2 separate regions of the Homo sapiens genome follow, and region 2 is linked to region 1. A link is a loop called in an ENCODE intact Hi-C map of the cell type or tissue named here. Cell type or tissue: heart left ventricle. All regions are shown on one strand. Each heading gives the region's core, and the rest is flanking DNA. Links, peaks and the distances in the headings are about the cores only.

What was found. Peaks named below come from ENCODE experiments on the same cell type or tissue, not always from the same donor. Only the 100,000 strongest peaks of a DNase experiment are listed, where the experiment ranks them.
Region 2: it touches region 1 in a loop (2.8-fold over the local background); 42 of 110 quality-filtered maps call a loop at or near these places.

Annotation. Positions count from the first base shown.
Region 1 is chr2:239,034,191-239,037,085 of GRCh38, forward strand. No RefSeq gene overlaps it. Among named protein-coding and RNA genes, the nearest start is that of MIR4440, 33 kb to the right of the region's middle. RefSeq lists an enhancer at 1,689-2,308. In heart left ventricle, for the core only: CTCF peaks have their summits at 1,273 (motif pointing right) and 1,479; a DNase peak (open chromatin) is centred at 1,271; H3K27me3 peaks cover 726 bases.
Region 2 is chr2:240,134,913-240,137,807 of GRCh38, forward strand. It overlaps COPS9 (COP9 signalosome subunit 9), which reads right to left and starts at 1,393. Exons shown (of 3, transcript NM_001163424.2): 1 at 1,310-1,393. The coding sequence starts at 1,372. RefSeq lists a silencer at 1,205-1,254 and enhancers at 1,695-1,794, 1,805-1,914. In heart left ventricle, for the core only: no CTCF peak of the experiment used is centred there; a DNase peak (open chromatin) is centred at 1,459; H3K4me3 peaks cover 1,966 bases; H3K27ac peaks cover 664 bases.

The sequences.
Region 1 (2,895 bases), core at 255-2,754:
TCCAGGAAATCGTAAAGCCCCAGTAAACAGCAGGTCTTACGACAATCATGAGGGTGAAACAGACGCGAAGTCCTGACCAGTGAGGCCTGCCCATCGCTCTGGGGGAACCACATCCTGATGGTTGGATCTGGTTCCCAGTGCTGTGCTTACGGTGGAACACCAGGTTGGCGGGTGCCCAGGTGTGCCAGGAGGGTGTGTGTGCAGCACGGAGGAGCTGGGGTGTTGGGGGCTGTGTGCTCATGGTGCTCAATCTCCCGGCTGTTCCTCGGTCCATGGATGGCACCTTCCCCTCTGCTGACCCCTTGATCGCTGGAGCCCCCCACTCTGGGTTTCCCCAGCCCCACACACTGCTCACCCTGCCTGGCCTCCTCTGCCGGTTCCTCTTCTCTCCAGCCTCTTTTTCTGGGGCTCGGTGTTTCTTCTCTTCTTTGTTATTTCGCTCCCTCGTTATTTTGCTCCATGTTGTGGCCATAAATGCCACCTAACTGCTGACAGGCTCAGGATTCTATTTCCAGCCAGGCTTCTATTTCTCAAGCTCTAGGCTCAACTATCCAAGGTTCTAAATAAACTAACAGAGAACTCGGCTCATCCTGTCCAAAGCCAAGGCCCTCCTGCCCTGCTCCCCACCCCCCAGCCTCCTGCCTCCTCTGCACCATCTGGCATGTCCCCAGCAACCCTTCCCTGCTCTCCCTGGCCCACCTACCTGTCACCCCCTGCCCTGCCCCTCCGTCACCCCCAACCTCCCTGCCCTACCTTCCTAGTTGGCGCATCTCCCAGCATCCTGACATACGCCATTGTATGTCTGTTCTCTGTCCCCACCATGAAAGCCCCTGGAGAGGCTGGCAGTGCCTGGCAGCCCATGTAGACAGTGAGGAGTGAAGCAGGTGTTTAGGGCCACGTGGGAGCTGCGGGTGCAGAGCAGCCATCCCGGCCCAGCACGAGGCAGGACGTCCCGGGTCCTCACCGCCCAGAAAGCAACGGGCTGCTCCATGGGGCAGTGGTGGACTGTGCCCTGGGATCCTCTGGCAGAGGAGACCGCAGAGGAGGTCCACCAAAGTGCCCTGCGCTTCCCAGGGGGGTGGGGGGAGTCTCACTTTGTCAGTTTTGTGTCTCCCCAGAATATTGGGGAATGGTTTGAGGCGCCTGGCTTCTGCAGGCCGCACCACTGTCACCTCCATCATTGGCTGGGGTCAGGGTTTGGGACCAGGGCTGGCGGGCACTGGGTGGGGTGGGGCCTCCGGATGAGGCCGCGGTTCCAGGCAGCACCACCAGGTGGCGATGGAGTCCACGAGCCTCCCCAGCGGGGCCTGGGTGTGGGAGCAGCCGGGTAGGGTGGGGTGGGGCGGGGCAGGTGGGGGTCCCCGCCAGGCGCGCCCACCCCCTAGCCTAGCAGCCCCGCTCTCCTGCGGGCTCCCCCGTGGGCCAAGTCTCCTAAACTGGGCCAGCCTGGAGTCAGGTGCGTGCAGCCCTGCCACTCTACCTCCTTGCAGCGAGGCCTGGAGGGCGTTCCACGCGTGGGCACCGCGGCCTTCGGAGGCCTCCAGAGTCGGCCTCAGTGGGCGCGTCCTCCCTCCTGCTGGAGGGGACTGGACACCGTTAATGACAGCGAAAATCGCCTGGAGTTGATGACATTAATCTCCACCAGGCCTAATGAGCAACTCAGTTCCCCAGGCCAGCTGTGGGAGGGGCCTTGGGTGGGGGCAGAGATTAGCAGAGGGGCTAGGTGCCAGTGATGCCAAAACCCCAGGGGAGGCAGCCAGGGGTTAGGGTCAGGGGTCAGGGGAGGTGGGGTCCCCAGGGGAGAGGCAGCCAGGGGTCAGGGGTCAGGGGAGGTGGGGTCCCCAGGGGAGAGGCAGCCAGGGGTCAGGAGTGAGGGTTCAGGGGAGGTGGGGTCCCCAGGGGGAGGCAGCCAGGGGTCAGGGGAGGTGGGGTCCCCAGGTGAGAGGCAGCCAGGGGTCAGGGGCTCCCAGTCACTCAGTTGTGAAACGTGCAGTGTGTGCCACGTTAAGTCTTCTTAGCTCCTTTGCCAAGCAGCCCGAACATTTCAGAGGTGCAAGAGGGCAGAGTGCCACTACCTGAATGCCCCTGCCTGGCCAGGCGTCACTGTCCCTGTGGTGATGGGTGGGATGCAGCTGGCTTTTGGCGGGAAAGAATCTCTGGACAGGGTCACGCAGGCATCCTTGGTGAATCTGCAGTCCCAGCTCCGCCTGGGCCCAGCGGGCTGGGGGAAGAGGGTTTTCCTGCTGCGACCCACAGCAGAGGCTCACAGGCACCACAGTGGGGACAGGGGAAAACAGCGCAGCCACAGGAAGGATCCAGGGACTCAGGCCAGGCTGCTCAGGAGTCTCCAACCTGCTCTTGCCCTGCCCTGCTCTGCCCCGCCCCCTCCTGCTTCCTGCCTGGTGCGTCTGGCACGCAGGCCCGGGGAGGGTGCCCAGCCCTCCTCTGGGGGGCTTTCTCCTTGGCTTCCCTCTTGCCTTTGCACTCCAAGGCCGGCAGGAGGACCCTGCCTCCTCACCCATCAGTCTCCCAGGCTGGGCTGCTGGGCACAGTCCCGACTGCAGGTTTGGCACAGGGCAGAGCGTCGTCCCTGAAGCAGCAGCACGGGGCCTTCCCAGGCTGGGTAGGGTCTATCCAAGACCCTGCACTTGTTCTTCTGTGTTGACCTTGGTAGCTCAGCCCTGACCTCGGGAGTACCCCAAACACTCTGTGAGCACCTCCTACCGCCCCAGGTAACAAGACCTGTCCCTGAACCGAGGTGCCCTGCAGGAGAGAAGGAAAAACCAATGGAGTAGCAGCAGCAGAACAGCCAGCCCCACTGAGGGCCGAGCAGGGGGCTCAGGACATCGAGGATGGGCTGAGGGCTTCAGAATCATCCCGAGACGCGGGGAGCTG
Region 2 (2,895 bases), core at 274-2,773, 1.1 Mb after region 1:
TGCTGCCACCCTACAGAGCAAGTCGGAGCCTCTCACTCCCCACTGTAAAGCCCTCCGGTGGCTCCACATCGCCTAGGACTGTGAAGCCTAGGACTGTAAAACAGGACTGAGAAGCCTGGGTTTAATGGAAGTGCTTCGGGAGCGGGGTGCACAGAGCCACCCTCTTTAGCATGGTTCCAGATGGTTTCACGATCTGGGTAGGGAGAGAGTCCCTACCCACTGTCTCCCCTCTCTCTGGCACTGCACGCTCAACCATGTTAAACGACACAACATTCCCTTCCCTTGGTGAGCCAGTCGGCATCCCCCAACCCAGGGCTCTGCTCCTGCCGGGCCTTCATCCCCCACTACCTGGCAAACACCAATGTGTCCCCCAGCATTTGGCCACAGAGTCGACTCCTCAGCTGTACCTTTGCTGAGCCCCCTCAAAGCCCTGAGGGTCCATCCGTCGGTGCGCCTTCGGCTTTCTATGACACCTGGTATTTGCAATCAGCCGCTCTGCCATGCTATTACCTCCACAAGCACAAGGGCTGCCTCTGACCACCTCTGCAGCCCCTAAGCTTTGAGAAAGAGCACATAAGGCCCTGACATGTAGGAGCTGGCCTGCCACTCTGAGCTAGGCTGTGGTGCTCTCCTGCTGACCATAAACCATCTCAGAACGCTCACATCAGACAAGGTCACTCTGTGAACACAATAGAGACCAACAAAACCCCAAGACGACTGTATAATCCTGTATAATTAAAAAGAAGAACGAGGCCACTACGCAAAGCACATAAATGCCAGATGTCTCCTTTTCCGCTCCGACAGGAATGACGGCTGCTCCAGTCTTCCCTCATTCTAGTTAAGATTAAGAGGCCCAATCGGAGAATTATCCTCGCTTCCAAGGCACAGTAAAGCCCACTTTCTTCCCCCAAATCCCCTAACACGAGCTCAAATCCCACACGAGGTTATGGAGACGCACCGCGGGCCCCCATGGGGTGCTGCAGCCATCGAAGAGCAGCAAACGCAACTCCTCTGACCACGGGTGTGTTCCCGGGGGCCGTGGGGGCACCCAGCAGGCACTCAACCCTCAGGCTGCGCCTCCTGGTCCCCCGGGCTAGGGCACACGCTTCCCGCCGCGGTCGGTCGCCGCCTTTCACCAGGTGCTCGGAGAAACCGGGATTTGCTCTCCGCGGGGCAGGGAGCCTGGGAGCCGCGCCCATCGCCCACCCGCCCGGCCTCCCCTCCCCGGGACCCGCGCACCAGGACGCCGCCCTTCCGCTCCCCCTTCCCCGCTCCCCACGCTCGGAGACTCCCGCCGGGCCCGTGCCACCTCGTCCAGGTCCACGTAGGGCCCGGCGCCCTCGGGGAACATCTCGTCCACCGCCGGCTTCATCTCGGGGCCGCGGCGCTCTAGGCTCACTTCCGGCCTCAGAGCCGCTTCCGGCGCGCGCCACATGGCAGATCTAGACGCCGGAGGACCGCGCCTCTGTGGTGCCCGCCCGCTGGGGTGCTCCCGGCCGCCGGCGCGTCCGCGGCCACCGGCGTTTGTCTTTGCGCTGGCGAGGGCGGGCGTCTGCAACGCCTCTGATGGGCGGCCGGGCGGCCACGGGGAGAAAAGGCTGCCAGCAATGGGAGCAGTGCCTGCAGAGCACGCCTCCGACCAGAGGCCGGATCCAGAATAAAGAAGGAGCCTCAGACTCTGCCGCAAAGACGGCCGGGTTCACAGGAGCCCAGGGCTTGACCTTCAGACGTTTGTCTGAAGAAGACACACTCGCGGCCAGTGAGCAGATGAAGAGGTGAAAGCAAACCAGGGCCCCACGGCCGCTGCACCCCTGGGACGCCCAGAGTCAAAAAAACAGCAAAACACGGGTGGAAGGGTGCGCGGCACACGGGGCCCCTCGCACCGCGGCGGGGAGTGAGACGCGGCAGCCGGGGCGGGAGACGGGGGGGGGCAGGTCCCAGAAAATCAAACACGGACACCCACGTGGCCCAGCACTCCCCTTCCGGGCACAAGCCCAGAGGACCAAAAGCCGAGGCTCCAAGGGGCGTCTTTACCCCACGTTCACAGCAGCGTTATTTATAATAAATGAAAAAGGGAAGCGTCCCCCGCTGTCCCTGCCCATCGATGGATACGTGCATAAGCAAATGTGGGCCATGCACACTGTGGAACATTACTCAGCCTTTAAAAGGAAGGGAATGCCGACACCTGCTGCCACGCGCAGGAACATTGAGGACGCTCTGCCGAGGGAAACGGGCCAGTCCTAAGACAAACACCGCATGATTCCACTCAGCCGAGGCCCCTAGAGGAGTCAAAGTCATAGAGACAGAAAGTAGAAGGGGGTTATCAGGGTCTGGGGAAGGGGAAATGGGGAGTTCGTGTTTAGTGGGGACAGATTTTCAGCCTTGACAGATGAAAAGGATCTGTAGAGGCTGCTGGTGATGGCTGCACAGTTCGTGAATGTGCTTAACGTCACTGAAATGTGGTTAAGATGGAAACAATTTGTGAAGTTTTACCGTAATGAAAAAAACAACAAAAAAGAATGTGACAGAAATGCGAGGGAAAGGAGAAGGAAAGGGGTAAGAGGAGGGAGAAGGTTGGAGGAAGAGAGGGAGAGAGGAAGAACAGGGGAGGGAAGGAGAGAGAGCAACAGGTCCTGGAACTAGACTTTGCCAAAGATTCCTTGCTCAGCCAGACTTCGGTGGCCTCCTAACCTCCTCCCAGGCCCATCTGTGCACTGCATTGTCAGGTTCAGTTTTCGCAGAGAGCCCTGCTAAGTTGGTTTAGCCAGAGCCCCCCACCCTGGATATTGGATCGGGTTCCTGGTCCCCCAGCATCCCCAGGATGTCTGATGGCCCAGACCTGTCTTCAGCGAAAGCCCTGCGGGGTCGGCCGAGCCAGCATCCCGTCCCGCACTG